3 separate regions of the Homo sapiens genome follow, and all the other regions are linked to region 2. The links are chromatin loops, found by intact Hi-C in ENCODE. Cell type or tissue: ascending aorta. All regions are shown on one strand.

What was found. A loop is a pair of places that touch in the nucleus more often than their neighbours do. Peaks named below come from ENCODE experiments on the same cell type or tissue, not always from the same donor. Only the 100,000 strongest peaks of a DNase experiment are listed, where the experiment ranks them.
Region 1: it touches region 2 in a loop (10-fold over the local background); 4 of 110 quality-filtered maps call a loop at or near these places.
Region 3: a loop joins it to region 2, with 7 times the contacts of the local background. A loop is called at or near these places in 3 of 110 quality-filtered maps.

The regions. Positions count from the first base shown.
Region 1 is chr1:155,239,786-155,247,785 of GRCh38, forward strand. It overlaps GBA1 (glucosylceramidase beta 1), which reads right to left and starts at 1,464. Exons shown (of 11, transcript NM_000157.4): 1 at 1,301-1,464; 2 at 845-932; 3 at 101-292. The coding sequence starts at 1,327. ENTREP3 (endosomal transmembrane epsin interactor 3) reads right to left here. Exons shown (of 12, transcript NM_006589.3): 12 at 7,420-8,000. The coding sequence ends at 7,997. RefSeq lists an enhancer at 4,009-4,972. In ascending aorta, a CTCF peak has its summit at 4,718; DNase peaks (open chromatin) are centred at 1,496, 4,110, 4,416 and 4,936; H3K4me3 peaks cover 3,516 bases; H3K27ac peaks cover 3,224 bases.
Region 2 is chr1:155,559,387-155,567,386 of GRCh38, forward strand. ASH1L (ASH1 like histone lysine methyltransferase) reads right to left here and starts at 3,417. Exons shown (of 28, transcript NM_018489.3): 1 at 2,767-3,417. ASH1L-AS1 (ASH1L antisense RNA 1) reads left to right here and starts at 2,656. Exons shown (of 2, transcript NR_147964.1): 1 at 2,656-2,900; 2 at 3,864-4,558. It also overlaps a transcript of MSTO1 not described here. RefSeq lists silencers at 1,192-1,486, 3,208-3,357, 3,408-3,547, 4,632-4,926 and an enhancer at 3,436-4,003. In ascending aorta, no CTCF peak of the experiment used is centred here; DNase peaks (open chromatin) are centred at 2,895, 3,515 and 3,825; H3K4me3 peaks cover 4,420 bases; H3K27ac peaks cover 3,108 bases.
Region 3 is chr1:155,303,093-155,311,092 of GRCh38, forward strand. FDPS (farnesyl diphosphate synthase) reads left to right here and starts at 5,774. Exons shown (of 11, transcript NM_002004.4): 1 at 5,774-5,873; 2 at 6,697-6,873; 3 at 6,951-7,113. The coding sequence starts at 6,698. It also overlaps a transcript of PKLR not described here. RefSeq lists enhancers at 2,908-3,407, 4,532-4,601, 5,504-5,633, 5,964-6,133. In ascending aorta, a CTCF peak has its summit at 4,505 (motif pointing left); DNase peaks (open chromatin) are centred at 5,629 and 6,806; H3K4me3 peaks cover 2,789 bases; H3K27ac peaks cover 2,300 bases.

The DNA of each region.
Region 1 (8,000 bases), 320 kb before region 2:
GGGTATCAGTACCCAGCGGGAAACTCCATGGTGATCACTGACACCATTTACCTCTAGGAGGACCCAGCCTGGCCCAGGGGGTGAGGGGTGTAATGGTTACCTGTGCCCGTGTGATTAGCCTGGATGGGCCCCATACTCAGCTCCATCCGTCGCCCACTGCGTGTACTCTCATAGCGGCTGAAGGTACCAAGGGCAGGAAAGGTCGGGGGGTCAAAGGAGTCACAGTATGTGGCATTGCAGACACACACCACCGAGCTGTAGCCGAAGCTTTTAGGGATGCAGGGGCGGGCACCTGGGAGGGAGGGAGTACAAGCAGAGTGAGGTCTGATGAAGACATGGAGAATGGACACATCTGCTAGGAGAGACTGAACACGGTTTCAAAATTCCTCACCCCTTGGCCGGGCGCAGGGGCTCACACCTGTAATCCTAGCACTTTAGGAGGCCGAGGTGGGCGGATCACCTGAGGTGAGGAGTTTGAGACCTGCCTTGCCAGCATGGTGAAACCCCGTCTCTACTAAAAATACAAAAATTAGCTGGGCGTAGTGGTGGCCGCCTGTAATCCCAGCTACCTGGGAAGCTGAAGCAAGAGAATCGCTTGAATCTGGGAGGCAGAGGTTGGAATGAGCCAAAATTGCACCACTGCACTCCAGCCCAGGCAACAGAGTAAGACTCTGTTTCAAAAGAAAAAAAACAAAATCCTCACCCCAAAGTTGGTCTCAGTCACTCAAAAGGATTTATTGAGCACCTACTAAAAGTCTACCACCAGCTTACTGGAAGGCTACCAAAGGACTATGAGGCAGAAGGGAGGCTCTGTGCTACCTCCCCACTGCCTTGACTCACTCACCTGATGCCCACGACACTGCCTGAAGTAGAAGCAATCCTGTGAGGCTGCCAGCCATGATGCTTACCCTACTCAAAGGCTTGGGACATTCCTGAGGACAGAATGAGGAATGACTGAAAAGCAAGCCCCTCTCCACCCCTCAACTACTCTCCTGGGCAGGGCTTAGCTGCCTTTGGGTGCCCATGGCCCGGTCTCCCACATTCATTAGGACAAGGCCCACAGAAACCTGGGTGCAGCTCTCCCTGCAACCCTTCTGATGACAACTCTCTGCCCACCCCAAATCAGGATGCTCCCCACCACTCTTCCCACCCATTTCAACTTCGACCCCTCCCTCCATCTGTGCCTTGCTCAAAGAGCCATGATGGCCCTGGATTCAAAGAGAGTCTGTCATTCATTAAATTCCAGTGCCAGGATTCCAGAAGCACTGTGACAATGCTGATTGGGAGCTCTCTCTCTTACCTCTCTGGAAGGACTTGAAAACTCCATCCCCTCAGGGTCATTAGATGAAGAGAAGACCACAGGGGTTCCAGAGTCTCTGAAGGATAGAGGATCCACTAAACAAAAACAAGGATGCAGGTACCTGCCTTAGCTATAGGCACTAGGTTAGCCCTGCAAGTAATTCCGGCTTCCCGATGTGGATGGGTCATGTGATGACTAGGAGCGTCACATGACACAGGAAGTGAGGCAATCACAGCCATATTTCTAAAGGGCAATTGGCTTCCTCTCATCTGTTACAGATTATATGCCCTATAAAACTCTGGAGGGCATGTATGGGTGACAACTTTAGGAAGAGCCTAGAACACAGATTTGCATGGAGAATGGGGTAGAGGCTCCTAAATCCCAGAGGATGGGAACCACAGCAGGCACACTTCTTTTTTGATAGAAATGTCAAAAAGGTACAAATAAAGCTGATATAATTTAAAAAAAAAAACTTCACTGTGCAAAATACTGACACTACCAAGATGTTTAAGACAGTCTTTGCCCTATAGAGGTGTGTGAGGCATGGAAGTCAGACACACAGATATTTACAGATAAAGACAGAAACGGTAACAGGTGTGCATGGAGAGCTCTCTGAGATGAGGAGGGACCATTCGTGGGTGGGGAATTATCCAGGATGGCTTCACAGAGGAAAAAGTGAGGGGGGTTATTAGCCAGTGAAGTGCAGGGCACAAGAGGGTGGGACACTGGCAGTGGGATGACAGGACTGGAGGGAGGGAGTGGTCAGTGCGGCTCCTCTGCAGCGTCCCTTGTTTCATCATCAGATGCAGATGGTAATAACTGTTCTTCCTTCCTCACAAGACAGGGAGGTTTGTAAAGTCGTTCAAAAACCAAAGTGTTGTACAAAGCCATATCCTCAGTGGACACAAGGAGGAAGCTGTCCATGGTGTGGCCTCATGAACCACATCAAATGAGATTTAGCGGGAGTGGCACACACAGTCATGACCTGACTAATCCCAGCTCTCAGCCCATTTCCTTGCCTGGAAAATGGAGGCAATGCCACAACCTCAAAGGGTGGTTACTGCAGTCAGTGAGGTAAGTGCAGTGCCTGACCACTTGGTAGGCACCTGGGAACTACTTGTCTCTTGTTTGTATTTTTTGTTGTTGTTGTTTTTTGAGACAGAGTCTCACTCTGTTGCCCAGGCTGGAGTGCAGTGGCGTGATCTTGGCTCACTGCAACCTCCACCTCCTGGGTTCGAGTGATTCTCCTGCCTCAGCCTCCCAAGTAGCTGGGATTACAGGTGCCCTCCAACATGCTCAGCTAATTTTTTTATTTTTAGTAGAGATGGGGTTTCACTATGTTGGCCAGGCTGGTCTGAAACTCTGGACCTCAGGTGATCTGCTGCCTTGGTATCCGAAAGTGCTGGGATTACAGGCATGAGCCACTGCGCTGGACCCCAGCCATCCTTTTTGTTCTTTAAATGATCTCAGTGAAGTCTTTCTAGATACACTCCAAGCAAAATTGATCATTTCTTCTTCTAGGTTCCTCCAGTAATTTTTTTTTTTTTGGTTTTGAGACAGAGTCTTGCCCTGTTGCCCAGGCTGGAGTGCAGTGTGATCTCGGCTCAAGCAATTGCCCTGCCTCAGCCTCCTGAGTAGCTGGGATTACAGGAGCCCACCACCATGCCCAGCTAATTTTTGTATTTTTAGTAGAGATGGGGTTTCACCATGTTGGCCAGGCTGGTCTCGAACCCCTGACCTCAGGTGATCCACCAGCCTCAGCCTCCCAAGGTGTTGGGATTATAGCAATGAGCCACCACACCCGGTCCCTCCAGTAATTAAGTACAGTCTCAGTGAGACAGCAAGTTTGGAATCCTGGCTACACCATTTACTGGCTGTTTGACTTTCAATAAATCAATCACTCTAAGCCTCTGTTTCATCTATAAAAGGGGAGTGATAACTCCTACCTCACAGAATTGTTGTGAGGTTTGAGTGTGATAATGTGTCTCTAGTACACTGCTTGACACTAAACATTGCAACATGTCAGGCCTCTGTTCCTGGAGTTCCTTGAAGGAATGTCTTATGCATTCTAAGTATCCTCGTAGATAGCCTGGCACAGGGGTAGCTGTCAAGTTGTAGAATTGAACTAGTTGCTTCACTATGTCAGTAGCCACCCCTTCCAGACTTCTCACTTTTCAAGGAAACATTGCACAGGATTTGTTCTGGGTAGGGCAGGTAATATCTAGTACCTTACTTCCCTCAAGTTCATTCATCTCACAGATATTTCCTGAGCACATTCTACATTTGCCTCTCCTGCTCTATTGAGTTTAGAAGTCCAAACATCTCCTTCCACTTCCCCTCTGCATAGTGAGCCTCTTCTTTTTTGGCCAGGTACTGAGCAATTTTTTGTTTGTTTGTTTGAGACAGGGTCTCCGTATGTTGCCCTGGATGGAGTGTAGTAGCTTGATTTCGGCTCAGTGCAACCTCTGCCTCCAGAATAAGCAATCCTCCCACCTCAGCCTCCAGAATAGCTGGGACTATAGGCGCACACCACCACACCTGGCTAATTTCTGTATTTTTTGTAGAGACGGGGTCTTACTGTGTTGCGCAGGTTGGTCTCAAACTCCTAAACTCAAAGGATCCTCCCGCCTTGGCTTTGCAAAGTGCTGGGATTACAGGGTGAGGCACTGCGCCCAGTCCGCTTGTTTTTTGTTTTGTTTTTTTTTTTGAGACGGAGTATCTCTGTCACCCAGGCTGGAGTGCAGTGGCACGATCTCGGTTCACTGCAACCTCCGCCTCCTAGGTTCAAGCGGAGGGTAGGGACCAGTCCATCCTGGCACCCATCTGCAGCTCCAGTGCGAATCCCAACCCCGACGCTCGTCGCCGGGCTCCGTGAATGTTTGTCACATGTCTGAAGAACGTATGAATTACATAACCTTCTTCCCACTCCACCCCTCAAAAAGCAAGTGGATATAAAGACTTGAAGATTTTATAATCTCTTCTTCATTAGTAAAATCTGACCATCCTTACCGTTAAAAATAATAATGATGGTTGGCCGGGCGCGGTGGCTCACGCCTATAATCACAGCTGTTTGGCAGGCCGAGGCGGGCGGATCACGAGGTCAGGAATTGGAGACCAGCCTGACCAACATGGTGAAACCCCGTCTCTACTAAAAGATACAAAAAATTAGCCGTGCGTGGTGGCGGGTGCCTGTAATCCCACGTACTTGGGAGGCTGAGGTCGGAGAATCGCCTGAACCCGGGAGGCGGAGGTTGCAGTGAGCCAAGAAGGCGCCATTACACTCCAGCCTGGGCGACAGGGCGAGACTCCCTCAAAAAATAATAATAATAACAATAATAATAATAATGGTGAAAAAGGTTAAGTGCGAACGCAGGGAGGGGACAGCTAAGATCCAAAGGTCGAAATATTCATTACGCCTACCGTCGGCGAAGAGAAACAGCAGCCCCAACCGGAGGCAAAACGAAATCCCACCGCAGCCTGCAAAGGCGCCTGGGCGGGACTGGAGACTGGGGCCCCGCGCAGTAAGACTCTGAAGGCAGGATGCAGCCCGACCACCCGCAGCCGCGAGAAAAGCAGCCCTGGGGAGTCGGGGCGGGACCTGGATTGGAAAAGAGACGGTCACTCATGCAGAGGCGGGACTCAGAGCCCTTCCTCAAGTCTCATTGGTCAAGTTGAACGAACAAGTGTCGCTGGCGAGCCGGAGAGAGAGAGAGAGCGAGAGCGAGAGAGCGAGCGAGAGAGAGCGAGAGAGCGAGAGAGCGAGCGAGAGAGAGAGAGAGAGAGAGAGGAGCCGGCGCGAGAACTACGCATGCGTGTCGGCGTTTTCCCGCCAGCACACTGTTGGTGGATGGGGGCGATTGAATTCCCACAGTGAGTCCAGCCCACCGAAGCTCAGAGGATTCCTAACCTTCCTCTTTAGAGAGCCTCAGGTTAGGGAACGTCCAGTGCGCAGAAGCTGCCCCGTGGGAATCCCATTGTCCATCGCCTCCTAATGTTTCGTCCTGGCCGTGCCCTATCCCTTCCTGAGGCTGGGTTGTTATGATGCTGAATTATTCAAGAAGTCTTGCAGCCTGACGCCATCTCTGGGCAGTGCTCCTCCCACCTCCCTGTCTTCCTTGGAGGGCACCACGTTGCCCCTACAAGCACAGGGTCCTGAAGCTGTTTACAGGGCCCCACCCTGCCACTTTAGTATCTTAACGAATGTTTGTTGAGGACCTACTGAGTGTTAGACCCACTGCAATGAGCAAGTTTCTGATCTTGGGACCTTAACATTCTATGGGACGACACAGATATATAAACAAAAATAATAATTTTAGATAGTGATACATGCTGAAACCATGGGTATGTGGCCAGGCGCGGTGAGTCACACCTGTAATCCCAGCACTTTGGGAGACCGAGGCAGGCGGATTACTTGAGGTCAGGAGTTTGAGACCCGCCTGGCCAACATGGTGAAACCCTATCTCTTCTAAAAATACAAAATTTAGCTGGGCGGGCATGGGGACGGGCGCCTGTAATCCCAGCTACTCGGGAGGCTGAGGCAGGAGAATTGCTTGAACCCAGGAGGTGGAAGGTTGCAGTGAGCCCAAATCACACCACTGCACTCCAGCCTGGGTAACAAAGCAAGACCCTGTCTCAAAAAAAGACAAAATGAAACAAACAAACAAAAAAAAACATGGCTATGTGATAGAATGACTGCGATGGGGATTGGGTGCTCACTGAAATGGTGAGAATGGAGCTAAAACCTGATATTAGGTGATAGCACCAGATATAGGGGCCAAGGGTTTCATGCTTGGAAAACAGCAGGTGCAAACGTCCTTGTGCTGTGAGGAAATTTGGCTGGAACAGAAGGTGGGCCAGATTGTAGCTGACCATAGTCTCTGGGAGTTTGGAGATGATTCTAAATACAATGGGAAGCCATTAAATTGAGGCAGAGCCTTGATGTGACGTGCTTTATCATCATTTTGCTGAGTGGAGAATGGATTGCTGGGAAAAGTGAAAGACTGATTCAGAGGTTGTGGAGAGAGGATGGCTGGAGCTAGGTAGCTGGGGAGGTGGTGGGATGTGGATGAATTCAGGATAGGATTGGTTGTGTTGGATATGGGAAAAGAAGTCACCATGGTTCCTGAGCTTTTGGAATGTGCAAATGGGTAATGGAGGTGCCATTGAGATGGGAACAGTGGAAAAATAACCGGTGCTGGGGTGGGAATCAAGAGTTCAGTTGTGGCCATGTTGAATCTGAAATGCCCATTAGACATCCAAGCAGACATGCTGAGTTGGATGGCGCTCATGGGAGGTCAAGGCTGGAGTTATGGATTAACACATAGAAAGATGGTATTTAAAGCCATGGACTTTAGTAGTAGGGCCACCTATAGAAAGAGTGGAGGTAGGAAAGAGGGCTTAGGTGAGGGCCCTGGGGCCCTCCAATGTTAAGCAGTTCAGCAGGACAAAGTAGAAGAGCCAATATTTCCCTTTTCAAAGGGACAAATTCAAGAAGATGCTGATTATGGGTATTAATTGCTGCCTCGAGGTCAAGTGAGATGCAGGCAGAGAAATGGTCACTGGGTCTGACACCACTGTGGTCACTGGAAAGTTTGGTCAGAGCAGTGGCTGTGGAAAGATAGGGGAAGGAGTCTGATGGGGGTGGGTGAGGAGAGAATGGATGTTTAACAGTGGAGGGAAGAAAAAGAAAACCTATTGCTGTGAAAAGGAGGAGCAGAGTTACAATTAGTGGTTGGAAAGAGTGTCTTGAAAGTTTCTTTTTTCTTTTTTTTTTTTTTTTGAGACATGGTCTTGCTCTGTTGCCCAGGCTGTAGTGCAGTGGCTCAATCACAGCTTACTGCAGCCTGGACTTCCCAAGCTCAAGTGATCCTCTCACCTTAGCCACCTGAGTAGTTGGGACTACAGGCGTGTCCCACCATGCCTGGCTAATTTTTTGTTTTTTGTAGAGACAGGGTCTCACTATGTTGCCCAGGCTGGTCTTGAATTCCTAGGCTCAGGCGATCCTCTTGCTTCGGCCTCCCAAAGTGCTAGGATTATAGGTGTGAGCCACCATACCCAGTCCTGAAAGAGTTTTCTTAAATATGAGAGACACTAGAACAAATTTCACTGGTGACAGAGAATGATCAAGAAAACAAGGGGAAAACTGAAATTTATTGAAGGCTTACATACTGTTAAGAGCTTTACAAACATTCTACCTTCACAGTCTTTAATGGAGCAGGCAATTGGGGTTACATAGCTTGCCCAAGGTCATGCAGCTAGAGGTGGCAGAGCTGAGAGGCCACCTAGATTTTTTGGACTCTTCGTGCCTGCCTTACCACCCCATTGCATAGGCACACGTCACCCTGTACTTAAACACCTGGGCCATGCCTTTGCCCTGACCATAGTGCCCTTGCAAATCAGAAAGAGCCACTCTCATTCTGAGGGGGACAAGAATTTGTTTTCCTCCTCCAGTGCTATAAGAAGGGGCATCTCCCCCACAGTCTAAATACCCATGCAGCACAGGACAGAAGCTCTCCCAGTCCAGAGCAGCAGAGGCAAGCAGCAAGAGACCCCAGAGGTAGGAGGGAAAGGGACACTTTGGGGGGTATACAGCAGGTTTCTTTTTGTGCCAGCCAGTGCAAGAGGATGCTGGGGGCTGCTGGTCCCAACCAGCTGGTGCCTGTGGCTGGATGTGTTCAGTGTGACAAGAAGCCTAGGTCAG
Region 2 (8,000 bases):
TAGCAGGGCATGGTGGCACATGCCTGTAATCCCAGCTACTCGGGAGGCTGAGGCAGGAGAGTCACTTGAACCCAGGAGGCAGAGGTTGCAGTGAATTGAGATAGCGCCACTGCACTCCAGCCTGTTAACAAGAGTGAAACTCAGTCTCAAAAAAAAAAAAAAAAAGCACAAGATGATACAAAACATATTTTTTTAAAGTACAAAGCTGCATACAGAGTATAAACACTTTATGCTTATTCAAAGAGTAAGTAGTGGCAAAAATCTCTTTGCAATTGGGTAACAAAATTTCAACTTCTAGGAATGTTTCCCTCTTCCTTGTCCTTTTGAGAGCTGCCACCATCAAACAATTCAGACTCAACTGAATTAGCATCTCTTCAAGCACAGAGACCATATATTATTGATTTTTGTGTCTCCTGCATAGGATTAACTCAGTGTTTGTTATAACTAAGCTAAACTCCAAGACAGGAGCTTCAAATCACCTCAGGCCCAATCCAAAACTGAAAAAAGACAAACCCACTTCTCAGAGTTTAGGAACAAAAAGATACTGACAAAGAACAAAGCCATAGATACTTGTGCTATATTATATTCCCTTATCACCAAATTCAGAGTCCTTTACTAATACTGCAGAAATAAGTTTGCAGATGATAAAAAGAATAAAAAACATGGACCCTAAAGTTCTCCTGTCAACATGTTCAAATACCATAGACTCTTTCATCTTAAACTCATACTAACATCCACACACCCGAACAATGAAAATGAAAGGTTTTCAAATGAGACCTAAATATAAATTGGCTCTATTTTATTACATTTTAAGTTCCTAAAATCATATATATAAATCATGTGATTGTGCTTATGCTCATCTTCTAACTTGAGGGCCCAGTGTCTTTCATCAGATTCTCAAAAGGATAAGTGACCCCAAAAAATTTTAAGAACCACTCATCTAGCCTATCAAGAAACATCCCATTTTTCAGAAGAATACGGTTAAGTGGCTTAGTTTATGCATTCTTTCTTCATATTCATAGAGGGGATTCTTACTATATGAAATGAGTCTTTCAAAGGATTCCTTCAGCCCAGCCAAGAAGTTCCAACATCCACAGGCACATGTATTAACAATTACCAGAACCCAAAAACAGTTCTCTGGTTTTAATTCCACACCGCCTCCCTCAACTTAATACCCACCACTGTCAAAACAACTCCCCTCACGTTGTACCCAGGCTATTTACAGAGACACCTTGATTATCCTCACGCCAAGGCATGGACCATTTATTGAACAGGCAGTCAACAAATATTTGTTGAATGAATGAAAAAGGATCCTTCCTCCCACAGATTTCAAGTTAAGCTGTCAGCACCCATGCAGCTGCTCTGGTACAAGTTAAGCTGTGAAAGCCTTCTCTCCCTCACACATACAACCTCAAGTGTCAGAAATGCTCTGCTTCCTCCATAAATCCAAAATAATATAGTCATGGATATGCATTTCATACAGGTCAGACTCGGCAAGGACAGCTACGTTCCACATACATATCTGACACAATCGGTCTCCCCCAAATACAAGCCAACCAGTCTTATGTGCTCCTATCTTTCCAGCATACTCAGATTTGCCGACAAAGACTTCCTGAGGCACCATGGTATGCTGAATATACTGCTGCAGTAGTAGTGAAAATATGGGAGTTACAGTTCCAACTTTGTCACCAATTTAACATGCGGCCTTGGAGAAGTTCTCTCCTTATGCCTAAATTTCCTATTTTGTAAAATGGAAGAAAGCATCCTACCATTTTCACAGAGATTCAGTATCACAAAAAAACTGAAAGAGCTTTCTTATTGTATTGTAAACTATTACTATAAACCCGCGACAACAAATAAGGCCACCCATTCTTTACAACTTTGTAGTAATGATTCTGTTAAAGATATTTTGGCCCTTCACATTTACACAACTCACTCTAACCAAAGGCACAAACTATTCTTAAGACCACAACTGGCTATGCCAAGTTTCTCCCCTCCCTGACCTCACAGACACATGCTGTACAGAACACTACCATTGCCGCTCTTTCCCAACAAGTAACTAGGGGCTCCCAATCCCTAAAATACACACACATATCAACCTGCAAGGAACCTCCCAACATTTATTCAAGAAATAAGCTAACTTATAAGGGGAACTCCATTACACTTACACAAATAAAGGCAAACTCTTACGGAAACACTTGCCATCCTCACATACACACACCAACACAGCCGCTACACACCAACAGACCATCTGTCTGCTAGACCAAAAACATCTCTTTCCATGTACAAACTAACCAGTGACATTTATTAAACTTACAACACTGAGATCATCCTGTCGTTCCCACATACCGTTCAACGCGGCAGGGACACCACAGACCTTGTCACACAGGTAAAATCCCCTCTCAAGATCGTGTCCTCGACCACTCTTATCCCTTAATTAAACACACACAAACTGGACTATGGGGGAGGCTCCGATCATGCCTACAAACACAAACTAACCTGTCAGGGGCACAGCCGACTCCGCCTCCACTCGCTTACTTCCCAGCCCCCTCCGGGAGTCTGCCTGTCAGGGACACCCCTTCACCCCGCCTGGAGGGACTTCCCGGTAGGCTCAGGATCCCCCTCCCTGCTCTCCCCTCCCCCATCTTCACCACTGCTCTCTCAGAGATCCAGGTCCGGGAGATGACAGTGGCTCCCAGAAAGCCCAGGATTCAATCGCTGAGAGAGTGCTTAGGCCCGAATGCCGGCCCAAATCGTTCTACTCACCGTGTCGGAGGCCGAGGCCGAGGCCGAGAGCGATGAGAGTGCAGGGAAGTGGGGAAGAGGGGGTGGCCGCCAGGCTCCTCCGCTTCCCTGGGTCCACGGCGGATCCCTCCCGCTTGTCAGGAGGCGGCCAGCGGGTAAGCTGACTGGCGGAAATGCGAGAGAGGAGAAGGGAAAGGTGGAAGGCTAAAGGGGGCAAACTGAGGGGAGGCGGGTCCCGCAACCGAGACTGGGATCGTCTCCCCTCCGCAAAGCGAACCCAAAATGGCGGCGGGAGCGGCGGCGGCGGCGGCGGCAGCAGCAGAGTGGCGGCGGTGGCGGCGGCAGCTCCTCCAGAGGGAGGGAGCGAAGGGCGCCTAGCGCCCCCCTCAACCTTCCACTCCTTCCTCCTTGCGTTCTTTCCCACCGTCCCCCGCTCCGCCCGACTCCGTCCGCGTAGCGCGCACGCCCGCCCGCACGCGTACGAGTGTCTACGGGCTCGTCGCTGGCTGCTCCCACCAACCACCACCTTCGGCCGCCCCGCGCGCCAGCCAGCCCGTACGCGCTCACCCACAGGAACCCCCTCGTCCAGTCCCTCACTACCCCTCAGGCCCTGTCAAGCCGGCGCCGGCGCAGGCCCTCACGCGTACCTTCAACGGCGCAAGCCCAAGCCTCCTCCTCCTCCTCCTCCACCTCCTCTTCTCTCCTCCCCCCCCTTCCCCGCCCCCACGGCCACCAACCGCCGCCACGGCCGCCGCCGCCGCCGCCAGCCCCCCCTACCACCCTCCACCCCTCGCGCGTGCGCCTCCCACAATCCCCCCCGCGGGACTGTTCCATTCCTGTCGGCTGCAGGGGCAGGAGAGGAAGGGACGGGCCGAGCGGGTCGGGGCTTGCCGTTTGACTGGAATTGCCAGAATGGCGGACCGAGCCCCACGACAACCTACCTCCCTGGGCTCCTCGCCGCAGCGCTGCGGCTCGCCTCCCTCTGCTCCTCCTCCTCCGCCGGATCGCGGCGAGCGGATCGAGGACTGCCTAGCGCCCCTCTGCCCACCGGTGGTTGGAGGCCGCGGCGGCTGCGCGTTGAGTCGTTTCCTGCCGGTTGACCTGAGCCTACTTCGCAGTAGCAGGACCGCTGCTGTGGAGCTGGTCGCAGGCGGTGTGTGCCGGTCGCCTAGTCAGGAGAACTAGTCCTCGACTCACGGTGAGGGAATGGACCGACACGGGTATTGTACCGCTGAGGGAAAGGAGCGGGACTCCGGACCTCCAGGAGGTAGGGAGTGAGGCCAGTAGGACCGGCGCGCCTCCGGGGGGATTCCTCCCGGGCGTTGAGTTGCCAACCTGGGACCCGAGGAAGATCGGCGTGGTGGTGTGCTTTTTGTTGTTGTTAACCCTCCTCGGATTTCTCGAATTTCACACCACTGTCCATATGCGATGATGTTTGTTTGCCCTTGACGCACTTACTCATGGATGGTACTTCTTCAGCCTCGTTAGACAGCCTGGTGATGGAGGATGAAGAAACCATGTGCTTTTCATTCAGTTCTGGACTTAGTCTCCCTTTTCTTCCTTCAGCAAGTTATTTTTGTTAGTTCCTTATCAAAAAGTGTACATAAAAATTAGGCAACTCCAAACATGCCTCCAGGGTTAATGTGTGAAATAATAAGATAATATATGTAAAGTGGAATTAGCTCCTAGGCATAGGGAAAGTGCAGAATATTGCCGTGTTGTCATTTACAGTTCTGTTGATGTCGATAACGTTTGTGGGTGTAATTGGTAGTGTTCTGTCCCTCCAAGGAGTTAATAAAACAAAGCAAACATAGGCCTGTTAGGTTTCTGTGGCTACTGAATATTTGTTTCTCAAAACACTTGACTGATATTTGATAATTGAATGCAGCAGAAATACGGACGATTAAAGTCCACAAATAATTCCAAAGTTTACTTGATCTAGTAGTTTTTACCTTTACCTAAAGGGTAAAGCAGAATAAATTACCGGAAGGATCTACTTGGGTTTCCCTTTCCTTCACATTTGTGGACTCCTGGGGATCCAGGAAGTAATTCAGAAATGACTGTTCAAAAGCCCATGCAAGGCCGGGCGCGGTGGCTAACGCTTGTAATCCCAGCGCTTTGGGAGGCCAAGGTGGGCGGATGACCTGAGGTCAGGAGTTCGAGACCAGCCTGGCCAACATGGCAAAATCCCGTCTCTACTAAAAATACAAAAATTAGCCAGGCGTGGTGGTGGACGCCTGTAATCCCAGCTACTCAGGAGACTGAGGCAGGAGAATCGCTTGAACCTGGGAGGCGGAGATTGCAGTGAGCCGAGATGGTGCCATTGCACTCCAGCCTGGGCAACAAGAGCGAAACTCCATCTGAGGGAAAAAAATAAAAATAAAAAGCCCTTGCAACCTCCAAAATTCAAGTAGACAGTCCCAAATTTCCCCTTTAGGATACGTGGATTAAGTGTTGTTTACTTGTTTCGTTTCTTTAAGGTAAAGAGGAAAGCAGCCTTAATTACCTCATTGTATATTTTCCTAACCAAGTCCCACACTTTCATGGAGCCCACTTGTTTACCGATCTTTTGTTAGTTGCTTCATGCGTGCAAGTGTATTATGCTACCAATAACTTGTTTTATCTGAGAACAGGGACTATGTCTACTACTTAATTTACATAAAGCATCACAGGCTAGCGCAAAGCAAGTCACAGAAATATTGAAATGAGGCTGGGTGTGGTAGCTCACGCCTGTAATCCCAGCACTTTGGGAGGCCAAGGCGCATGGATCACGAGGTCACAAGTTCAAGACCAGCCTGGCCAACATAGTGAAACCCCGTCTCTACTAATAATACAAAAAATTAGCCGGGCGTGGTGGTGGGCGCCTGTAATCCCAGCTACTCGGGAGGCTGAGGCAGGAGAATTGCTTGAACCCGGGAGGCAGAGATTTCAGTGAGTGGAGATTGCACCACTGCACTCCAGCCTGGGCAACAGTGCGAGACTTTGTCTTAAAAAGAAAAAAAAAATCCAAAAAAAATCAGGTGGGCATGGTGGAGCGCCTGTAGTTCCACCTACTTGGTAGGCTGAGGCAGGAGAGTCGCTTGAACCCAGGAGGGAGAGGTTGCAGTGAGTCGAGATCACGCCTTTGCATTCCAGCCTGGGAGACGAGAGTGAAACTCCTTCTCAAAAAAAAAAAAAAAAGAAAAAGAAAAGAAATATTGAAATGAATGTTAGATACTTAAAATACCAGAAGAGAAAGACAATTAGCATTTGTGGACTACTGTGCCAGGGGAACACGTATTCCTGTTTAATCCTTATAATAAACAACACTTTGAGGTAGATAATCTTACCCTCATTTTACAAAAGAGAAGCCTGAGGCCCAGAGAAGTCCAGTAACAATCTTTAGACTCTAGTTTGCCTGTCTTTTAAAAACCTTACTTTTTTCACTATACCACATTTTCTTCAAAGTAAAATTTCTCATCAGCAGCATAATTGCTGTGCTTCAAAGAAAAAAAAATGCCTTTACTGGAATTTCACCACACCAGTGTATAGGGAGAGTTACTTACATATGGTCTCTGTGTTAAAATAAGTTTCATTAACTACACTGATCAATGAATTATCAGCTACATACAAGCAAATGAGATACGATTCTGTTTTTTCATGTATGCCCCAGAGCCAACTAGAGACTAAAATATATTAAGTGCTCAATAAAATGACCTCACTGAATGAACAAACCCTGAATTATTTGAACCAATGAAGATAGAATAATGGTTTCCCCAAGGATATCCACTTCTTAATCCCTAAAACCTGTAAATATGATATGTTACATGACCAGGGAAAATTCAGGATGCAGAGGGAATTAAGGTTGCTAATCAGCTGACATTAAACTAGGGAGATTATCCAGGAGTGAGCTCTCTGCAATGGCCCTCTTCAGTTTTACTTCTGTAGCTGCCCATGCTTGTGTTCCTTTTCAGAAAGACAATAATGGAAAAGCATGTAAGCTGCCAGCACCACAGCACCACCGTCGAAGCTCCCTTTCTTCAAATTGGAGTGCTTGTCATAATACCTGTAGTAACCTCTCTGAACGCTCCAACAGTGCCTTCTTGTGTGAGATCACACGTTAATATTTAGTTTGGCAGTTCTGCTAGTTTGACATCCAGGAGTTTCTTCTCCTTCACTGGTACAGCCGACTCCATCTTGGGGTCCTGGTCTGATAAAAACTTTTAAAATGAGGTTTCAGGCTGGGCGCAGTGGCTCATGCCTATAAATCCCAACACTTTGGGCGACTGAGGCAGGAGGATTACTTGAGGCCAGGAGTTCAAGACCAGCCTGGTTAACATAGCAAGACCCCCATCTCTACAAAAAATAAGAAAAATTAGCCAGGCCATGGTGGCATGTCCAGGAGTTTGAGGCTACCGTGAGCCATGATCACACACCACTGCACTCCAGCCTGGGCAAGAGAGTGAAACTCTGTCTCTAAAATGTAAAACAAAATAAAGTTAATTTTTTTTTTTTTATTCTTGAGACAGAGTTTCACTCTTGTTACCCAGGCTGGAGTGCAATGGCGTGATCTCGGCTTACTGCAACCTCCGCCTCCCGGGTTCAAGCAATTCTCCTGCCTCAGCTTCCCAAGCAGCTAGGATTACAAGCATGTGCCACCACGCCTGGCTAATTTTGTATTTTTAGTAGAGATGGGGTTTCTCCATGTTTGTCAGGCTGCTCTTGAACTCCCGACCTCAGGTGATCCGCCCGTCTCGGCCTCCCAAAGTGCTGGGATTACAGGTGTGAGCCACCACACCCGGCCAGGTTAAAATATTAACCTGCTCTTACTATGTTGCCTAGGCTGCAGACTAGCTCCCATGCTCAAGGGATCCTACCGCTGCCTCAGCCTCCTCGGTAGCCGGGACTACTGTTGGGCAGGAACTTGTTTTTTCTAAGATAAAATTTACTGAAGTATGGTCAGGGTTGACTTTACATTTGACGAGTTATGGTAAATGCTATGTAATCATAAGAGTTGGTTTTTTTTTTTTCCCCACAGAGTCTTGCTCTGTCACCCAGGTTGCAGAGCAGTGGAGCAATCTCAACTCACTGCAACCTCTGCCTCCCGGGTTCAAGTGATTCTCCCGCCTCAGCCTCCTGAGTAGCTAGGACTACAGGTGTGTGTCACCACGCCTGTCTAATTTGGCTAATTTTTGTAATTTTTTTTTTTTTTTTTTTTTGAGACGGAGTCTCGTTCTGTCGCCCAGGCGGGAGTGCTGTGGCGCGATCTCCGCTCA
Region 3 (8,000 bases), 260 kb before region 2:
ACACCCTTTGTCCCATTGTCCACAGCAAGGATGTGCAGTAGCTGTTCTGTAGGTAAGTTCCCCTAATGTATGCTTTGGCCTGATTGCCCTGGCATTTAGTGCTTCATTCACTGGAATCCCAACCAGCCCCATCTTGGGATGGTTTGGGGCATCCTTTGTGAGTGCTGCCCTGATGCCACTTTTGGTGTGACACTAGCTGTGGGTTCAGCTGATACTAACTGGTGGGATTCTCTGGAAGGGCTTTGATAGCATCATCATCATCATAGCATTCATTAGTTACCATTTGCCCATTCCCCACTGTCCAATCTTTATCGAGCACCTACGCTGTATCAGGCCCTAAGGACACAGTAGTGAGCAAAACAGACAGGGCCTTTGCCCTCTGTGAGATTTACAGTATAGTGGGGAGACAGACTATCAACAAGTATCAGAGAAATAAATATGTAACTACAAACCTTGCAAGTGCTACTAAGTAGTGGATCAGGGTGCTGGAACACAGAAGCCAGTGGGAGAAGAGAGAGGGTGTATTTTATTTTATTTATTTATTTTTTTGGAAGCGGAGTTTCACTCTTGTCACCTAGGCTGGAGTGCAGTGGCACGATCTCAGCTCACTGCCACCTCTGCCTCCTGGGTTCAAGCAATTCTCATGCCTCAGCTTCCTGAGTAGCTGGGATTACAGGTGCACGCCACCATGCCTGACCTAGAGGATATATTTTAGACAAGATGAGATGGTTGAGGAAGGCCTCTTTGAAGTGATTATTTTGAAGCTGAAATTTGAAGGATGAGAAGGAACCGGTGGGGGCAAATGGAGAAAGGGGTTTTCCATGGCGGCGGGGCGGGGGCAGAAATAATATATGCCAAGGCTCTGAGGAAGAAAAAGCTTGGTGCCAAGGAGACAAAGAGCTGCAATGAGGCTGAGTGCCTGGAGTGCAGGGTCGTGGCCCATAGTGAAGATAGGGGACCTGAGCAGGATCTTGTAATGTGGTGGGTTTACCCAGGGGATGGACATGATCCAACTGATGGTTTAGGTCCCTCCCGCTGCTGGGTAAAGAATAGATGGTAGCCGGGAGCGGTGGCTCACGTCTGTAATCCCAGCACTTTGGGAGGCCAAGGCAGGCGGATCACCTGAGGTCAGGAGTTTGAGACCAGCCTGGCTAACACGGTAAAACCTCGTCTCTACTAAAAACACAAAAAATTAGCCAGGTGTGGTGGTGCGTGCCTGTAATCCCAGCTACTTGGGAGGCTGAGGCAGGAGAATCACTTGAATCCGGGAGGCAGAGGTTGCAGTGAGCCGAGATCATGCCATTGCACACCAGCCTGGGCAACAAGAGCAAAACTGCGTCTCAAAAAAAAAAAAAAAAAAAAAAAAAGAACAGATGGTAGGTACAGGCAGAACTACTGCGGGCTTAGGAAGAATCTAGGTGGTAGGTGATGGACTAGCATGTTGGCAGTGAAGACGAAGAGAGGGGGACGGCTTGGAGATGCATTTTGGAGAAGAGCCAGCAGAGTGGAACGGCAAAACAGCCGTGGAGAGGGCGGCTTCTAGTGTCGAGGAGTCTGGCTTGAGCAGTTGGGTAGATGGTAGCGCCACTAACTGAGACTACGGAAGAAATAGGTTTGAAGTAGGGGGAAATTCAAGCTTTCTGTTTTGACAGGCTAAATTTGAGAAGCCAGTTAATCATTAAAATCCATAGTCAGACAGTTGGAGCTGTTCATCGAGCACACTTCCTGTGTGCTGGAACAGCATTCATGCCTCATGGACACCATCTCCTTTTATCATTGTGACAACCTAGAAAGAAGGTAGGATCAACAGGCTGTTTTACAGATGAGGGAACTGGGCCGTAGCAAGGTGTGTTCCTTTTCCACTCTGCTGTGGGGCCAGGAGGCTGACGGCTTTGCACAGTGGCGTCTGTAGGGTTTGGAGAGTGGCACCCATAGGAGATGAGATGGAGAGGGTGAGGTTGAGCATTTACCTCCCCAGTTGCCATTCTAGGGACCATTCTCTCCCTATCCCTTGGACCTTACAGGGGTAACAAAGCCCACTGTTATTAGATCTGGGGTAATGCACTATCCGTTGTGGTTTACCAACACCCTGCCCATTCCTTTGTATAATCCTGTTATGAAACACCTTCAAATTATCCCATTTAAGAGAATTCTTTATTTCCTGAAGAAACCCTACCGAATACACTTGTCTGATGCAAAAAGTCTTGTCAGGAGTGGAGCTGGGATTCAGGCCCAGATAGTGGAGCTCCAGAGCCCGAGCTGTAACCACTAAGCTCCATGCCTGCCCCTTGGGACTGTTTCAGTGGGTGGGAAAGGGAGAAGTCTCTGACTCTGGAGTTGGAAAAGAAAGAGAGAGATAGTAGAGAGGACTTCCGGAGGGAAATGAGCATGGGGCCTCATCTTTCTGTATATAGAAGACACAACAAATAAAGAGAGACAAAATTTGTACCCACAGAGAATGTGGCAGACTTCAGGGACTGGGGATTCAGGCCTTGTGCTTGTGGTGTTGGCAGAGACATGGGACTTTAAGGATGGTCTGGCATTACTTTGTTTTTGATACAGGGCCTTCCTCTGTAGCCCAGGCTGGAATGCAGTATCATGATCTCTGCTCACTGCAGTCTCAATCTCCTGGGCTCAGGTGATCCTCCCACCTCAACGTCCCAAGGAGTCGGGACTACAGGCACGCACCACAATGCCCAGCTAATTTTTTTTTTTTTTTTTTTGGTATTTTCTGTAGAGATGGAGTTTCACCACGTTGTCCAGGCTGGTGCAGAACTCCTGGGCTCAAGTGATCTACCCGCCTTCACTTCCCAAAGTACTGGAATTACAGGCATGAGCCACCACGCCCAGCTGTGGTCTGGCAATATTGAACTGACTCCAGAACCAGTTGGGAGGATAGGAATCCCAGATATCCCAGTCCCAAGGGATTAGCAGGAGGTGGGGGGCAGTTCTCCAAAGCAGCCCGTGTCCTGTCCAGCTAAGGGACAGACACTTTGACCTGAAATCAGGCCAGTTTCCTCAGCAGTCTGGCTGACCCTGGTCCACAAGTGACCACATGAAGCATGGTCTGCACTTTGTCACAGGATCATCCCTGAGCAAGAGGCCTGTGGGTGAGAAACAGAAGCCCAGCATCCAAACACAACACTCAGCTTTGTCAGTTGAGAGCCCTCCCTCCTGCCACAAACACACATGCTCCAACAGCCACACTCACACATGCACAGACACAAACGCAGGTGGCTTTTCATTCCACAGGCATGGACTGAACCCCCATATGGGCCGTGCCCCGACGCATGCCAGACTGGAGGAGGTGAGGCCACTGGGCCCAGGTCTCTGCTCAGTGTGGGGATGGAGACAGGAGCGAGGCCAGTCAGGTTTAATAAAGGAAGTCGGGGGGCACTGACAGAACTGTGCTCAGCACACAGAGGGACACCAGGAGAGACAGAGCATTGTGAGTGAGGGCAGAAGGAGGTCAGGGCAGCTTAACAGACGAGGTGCCCCCTGGTCAGACACATACACACACGTAAACATACACAAAGCTCCCCACCATTCCACACACACACACAAATACGTACTCCACTCTAACACTCACACAATATCCACACTCACACATGCAGATTTATGTATCCGGAATTGGTGGGTTCTTGGTCTCACTGACTTCAAGAATGAAGCCGCGGACCCTCGCAGTGAGTGTTACAGTTCTTAAAGGTGGTGTGTCCGGAGTTTGTTCCTTCTGATGTTCAGATGTGTTCGGAGTTTTTTCCTTCTGGTGGGTTCGTGGTCTTGCTGGCTCATGAGTGAAGCTGCAGACCTTCGCGGTGAGTGTTACAGCTGTTAAGGCCGCGCATCTGGAGTTGTTCATTCCTCCTGTTTCATTCCTCCCGGAGCGATCTCGGTTCACCACAACCTCTGCCTCCCGGGTTCAAGCGATTCTCCTGCCTCAGCTTCTCGAGTAGCTGGCACTACAGGTGTGCGCCACCATGCTGGGCTAATTTTGGATTTTTTAGTAGAGATGGGGTTTCACTATGTTGGCCAGGCTGGTCTTGAACTCCTGACCTCGTGATCCGCCCACCTTGGCCTCCCAAAGCTCTGGGATTACAGGCGTGAGCCACTGCACCCAGCCGTGTTTTGTCCAATTCTTTGTTCAAGATGCCAAGAACCTGGACACCCTCCACCGGTGACAGTACCTTATATACACGGAATCATACAGTATCTGTCCTTTTGAGTCTGGCTTATTTCACTTAGCATAATTGTCAGAGGTGCGTGAACCAGAGCAACTCCATCTTGAATAGGGACTGGGTAGAATAAGGCTGAGACCTACTGGACTGCATTTCCAGTTGGTTTAGGCATTCTAAGTCACAGGATGAGATAGGAGATTGGCTCAAGATACAGGTCATAAAGACCTTGCTGATAAAACAGATTGCAGTAAAGAAACTGGCCAAAACCTACCAAAACCAAGATGGCAACAAGAGTGACCTCTGGTGGTCTTCAACGCTATACTCCTACCACATGCTGTGTCGACATCAGGGAGTTAACTGTATATGGTCTACAAAGCAGAGGCATGAATAATCCAACCCTTGTTTAGCTTATAATCAATAAATAACTGCCTGGGCCAAGTGGCTCGTACTTGTAATCCCAGCACTTTCAGAGGTCGAGGTGGCTGGATCACTTGAGGTCAGGAGTTCGAGACCAGGCTGGCCAATCTGGAGAAACCCCCTCTCTACTAAAAACACAAAAATTAGCTGGGCATGCTGGCAGGCACCTGTAATCCAGGAGAATCACTTGAACCCGGGAAGCGAGGTTGCAGCCTCCCACGTAGCTGGAATTAAGGCGCGGACCAGCACACCTGGGTAATTTTTGTATTTTTAGTAGAGAAGGGGTTTTGCCATGTTGACCAGGCTGGTCTCAGATTCCTGACCGCAGGTGATCCGCCCAAAGTGCTGGAATTACAAGTGTGAGACTCATCTTTTTTTTTTTTTTTTTTTGAGACGGAGTCTTGCTCTGTCTCCCCAGCTAGAGTGCAGTGGTTCGCTGGATCTCAGCTCACTGCAACCTCTGCCTTACGAGTTCAAGCGATTCTCCCGCCTCAGCCCTCCTGAGTGGCTGGGATTACAGGCGCGCGCCACCACGCCCGACTAATTTTTTTTTTTTGTATTTTTAGTAGAGACGGGGTTTCACCACATTGGTCAGGCTGGTCTCGAACTCCTGACCTCATGATCCACCCGCCTCGGCCTCCCAAAGTGCTGGGATTACAGGCGTGAGCCACCGTGCCCGGCCCAAGACTCATCTTTCTTAAGCCCTTAAAGCACTTTGCACACATTACCTCATGGTATTACCACCCTCATTCAACAGATGAGGAAAGCTAGTTTCAAGCAAGTTCACTGAGGATCAGAGACGTTAAATGATTTGCCTAAAGTTAGAGAACTAATAAGTGAGAAAGCTAGTCCTGCTGCGTTTTACTAACGTGCCAATCAGCTGCCCAGGAAGATAATGAAAACTTGAGTAAGACAGGCAGCCAAAGCCACAGCGGGGACGTTCCCAGCCTGGCTCGCTTCCGGCACTGACGCCTCCAGCCGCGACCTCTAGACTTCAGCCCTTCCATTGGTCGTCCGTCACAGTGCCACAGTGCGCCATGCTCACACGACGGCCAGCAGCCAATCAGCGCGGCTCATCTTCGCCCAGCCAGGACACGCAGGATCGCGTTATCTGTCCCTCCCGCGGGCACATTGGGAGTTGTAGTCTAATTATATATTTCCGCCCTTAGTGTGGGGAGAGCGGGAACTACTCGACCCACAGAGCCGATCGCGGAGCGGATTCTGCTTTTAGGAGTACCCGCCAACAAGCGGGACCGAGCAGGAATCCGTATCTGGGAACAGGTGAGAGAGGATGTGTGCTGGGCCTTGGAGGAAGGGGGCCGAGACCGGGCCTTACTTCTGTAACGATACTGTGAGGCATCGGAAGGCCAGCCTGTTGTGTCCGTTTTGAAGGTCGGTGGGCTAGACTGGCTGGCCTTCTAGGGGTGTGGAGACTTCCCAACTCTGCCCTTGTGCTTTCCTGGAATCCCCAATATGCCCGGACCCCGGTTTACTCCTTTGCTGCGAGCCCTTCTCTCCCGTCCAGAGTTGCTCCGAGCCTATCTGCTCAGTCCTAGCGATTCCTGTGGGGCTTGGGACGCGCGGTTCAAGCACCCCGGACCATATGGATGCAGCACCCATGGGTTCTCGCTCCAATGCTTCTTTCCTCCTTGGGGCGTAACTCAGACCCTGGGCACCCCTCTCCACTGCCCAGGGGAGACCTGGGTTCTAGATTTGGCTCTGCCTCTACTATCTTCCTACCTCCTAGAGCCTCAGTTTGGCTTGTGTAAAATAGGATGACTTAAGGGTCCTTTCAGCCCCTAATCCTGGGGTACTTTACTCTGTACCGCCTCCTTACCCAGCCTTGTGCACGCCATCTTGAAGGCACTGAGTTCTAGCCTGTTTATTGTAAGTGGTGATTAGTTGGGTCTCAGTCACCCAGCCATACTTTTTTGTTCCCTGCGTATCCTTCCTGTAATTGTCCCCAAGCACATTCCACAAGAGGGAGGGGCACTCTGGGCTAAGGCTGGGGTGGGAGTTATCTGGGGAGCTGCCACCATGCCTCTGCCTTTGGTGCTTGCCCCTGCAGGGAGTGCTTAGTGCCCCCTCCCTATGCCACTCCCAGGATGCCCCTGTCCCGCTGGTTGAGATCTGTGGGGGTCTTCCTGCTGCCAGCCCCCTACTGGGCACCCCGGGAGAGGTGGCTGGGTTCCCTACGGCGGCCCTCCCTGGTGCACGGGTACCCAGTCCTGGCCTGGCACAGTGCCCGCTGCTGGTGCCAAGCGTGGACAGAGGAACCTCGGTGAGTGTGGTTGGGGTGAGGGGCCTTGGGGAGGGGAGCAGCTGATCAGGTTTCTGACTTGTTTTTCTTCTACTTAGAGCCCTTTGCTCCTCCCTCAGAATGAACGGAGACCAGAATTCAGATGTTTATGCCCAAGAAAAGCAGGATTTCGTTCAGCACTTCTCCCAGATCGTTAGGGTGCTGACTGAGGATGAGATGGGGCACCCAGAGATAGGAGATGCTATTGCCCGGCTCAAGGAGGTGAGGGATTCATGACTTGGGGGAGTAAGGCTTTGGTTCAGTTGCTCTGTACCTGTGTGGCATTCACCTGTGGCTTATGGGGGACTTTTGACAGATGTGAGAGAAAGCTTTTTTTTTTTTTTTGAGACAGAGCCTTGCTCTGTCACCTGGGCTGGAGTGCGATGGTGTGATCTCGGCTTGCTGCAACCTCCACCTCCTGGGTTCAAGTGATTCTCCTGCCTCAGCCTTCTGAGTAGCTGGGATTACAGGTGCGTGCCACCACATCCAGCAAACTTTTGTATTTTTAATAGAGACGGGGTTTCACTGTGTTGACCAGGCTGGTCTCGAACTCCTGACCTCAGGTGATCCACCCACCTCGGCCTCCCAAAGTGCTGGGATTACAGGTGTGAGCCACCGCGCCTGGCCGAGAAAGCTTTTACCTGAGGGACTCGAGTCTGCTCTGGAGAGGTTGGGGCCTGGGCAAGTATACTTACTCAGTCCATCAACCGGACTTTTGGCTCTGATGGAAGGTGGGTCATCCAAACTGCTTTGCTTTGGGGGTGGAGGCCTTGAACCTGGCAAGTCTTAGATTTTGTGTCCTGAAATCAGAAGCTGTTAGGTTGGCAGAGACCGGGGAAGAAGGCAGTCTGATATTGTCCTATCTCCCTGGGGCCTGAGTGAAGTTATTGTATCATTAGAAACCCCTATTCTAGAACATGAACTATTGCTGTGATACTTGCCAATTTTTTTCCTGTTGATTCTGGAGTATCTATTAAAATTCTTTTTATAAATGCTGTCTATCTCATATATCTCAGGGGAATGAAGGGAAAGGGGGGCTTTGCCTATACTGGAATGGGGATTAAAAGAGTCTTGGCCCGGCATGGTGGCTCACGCCTGTAATCCCAGGA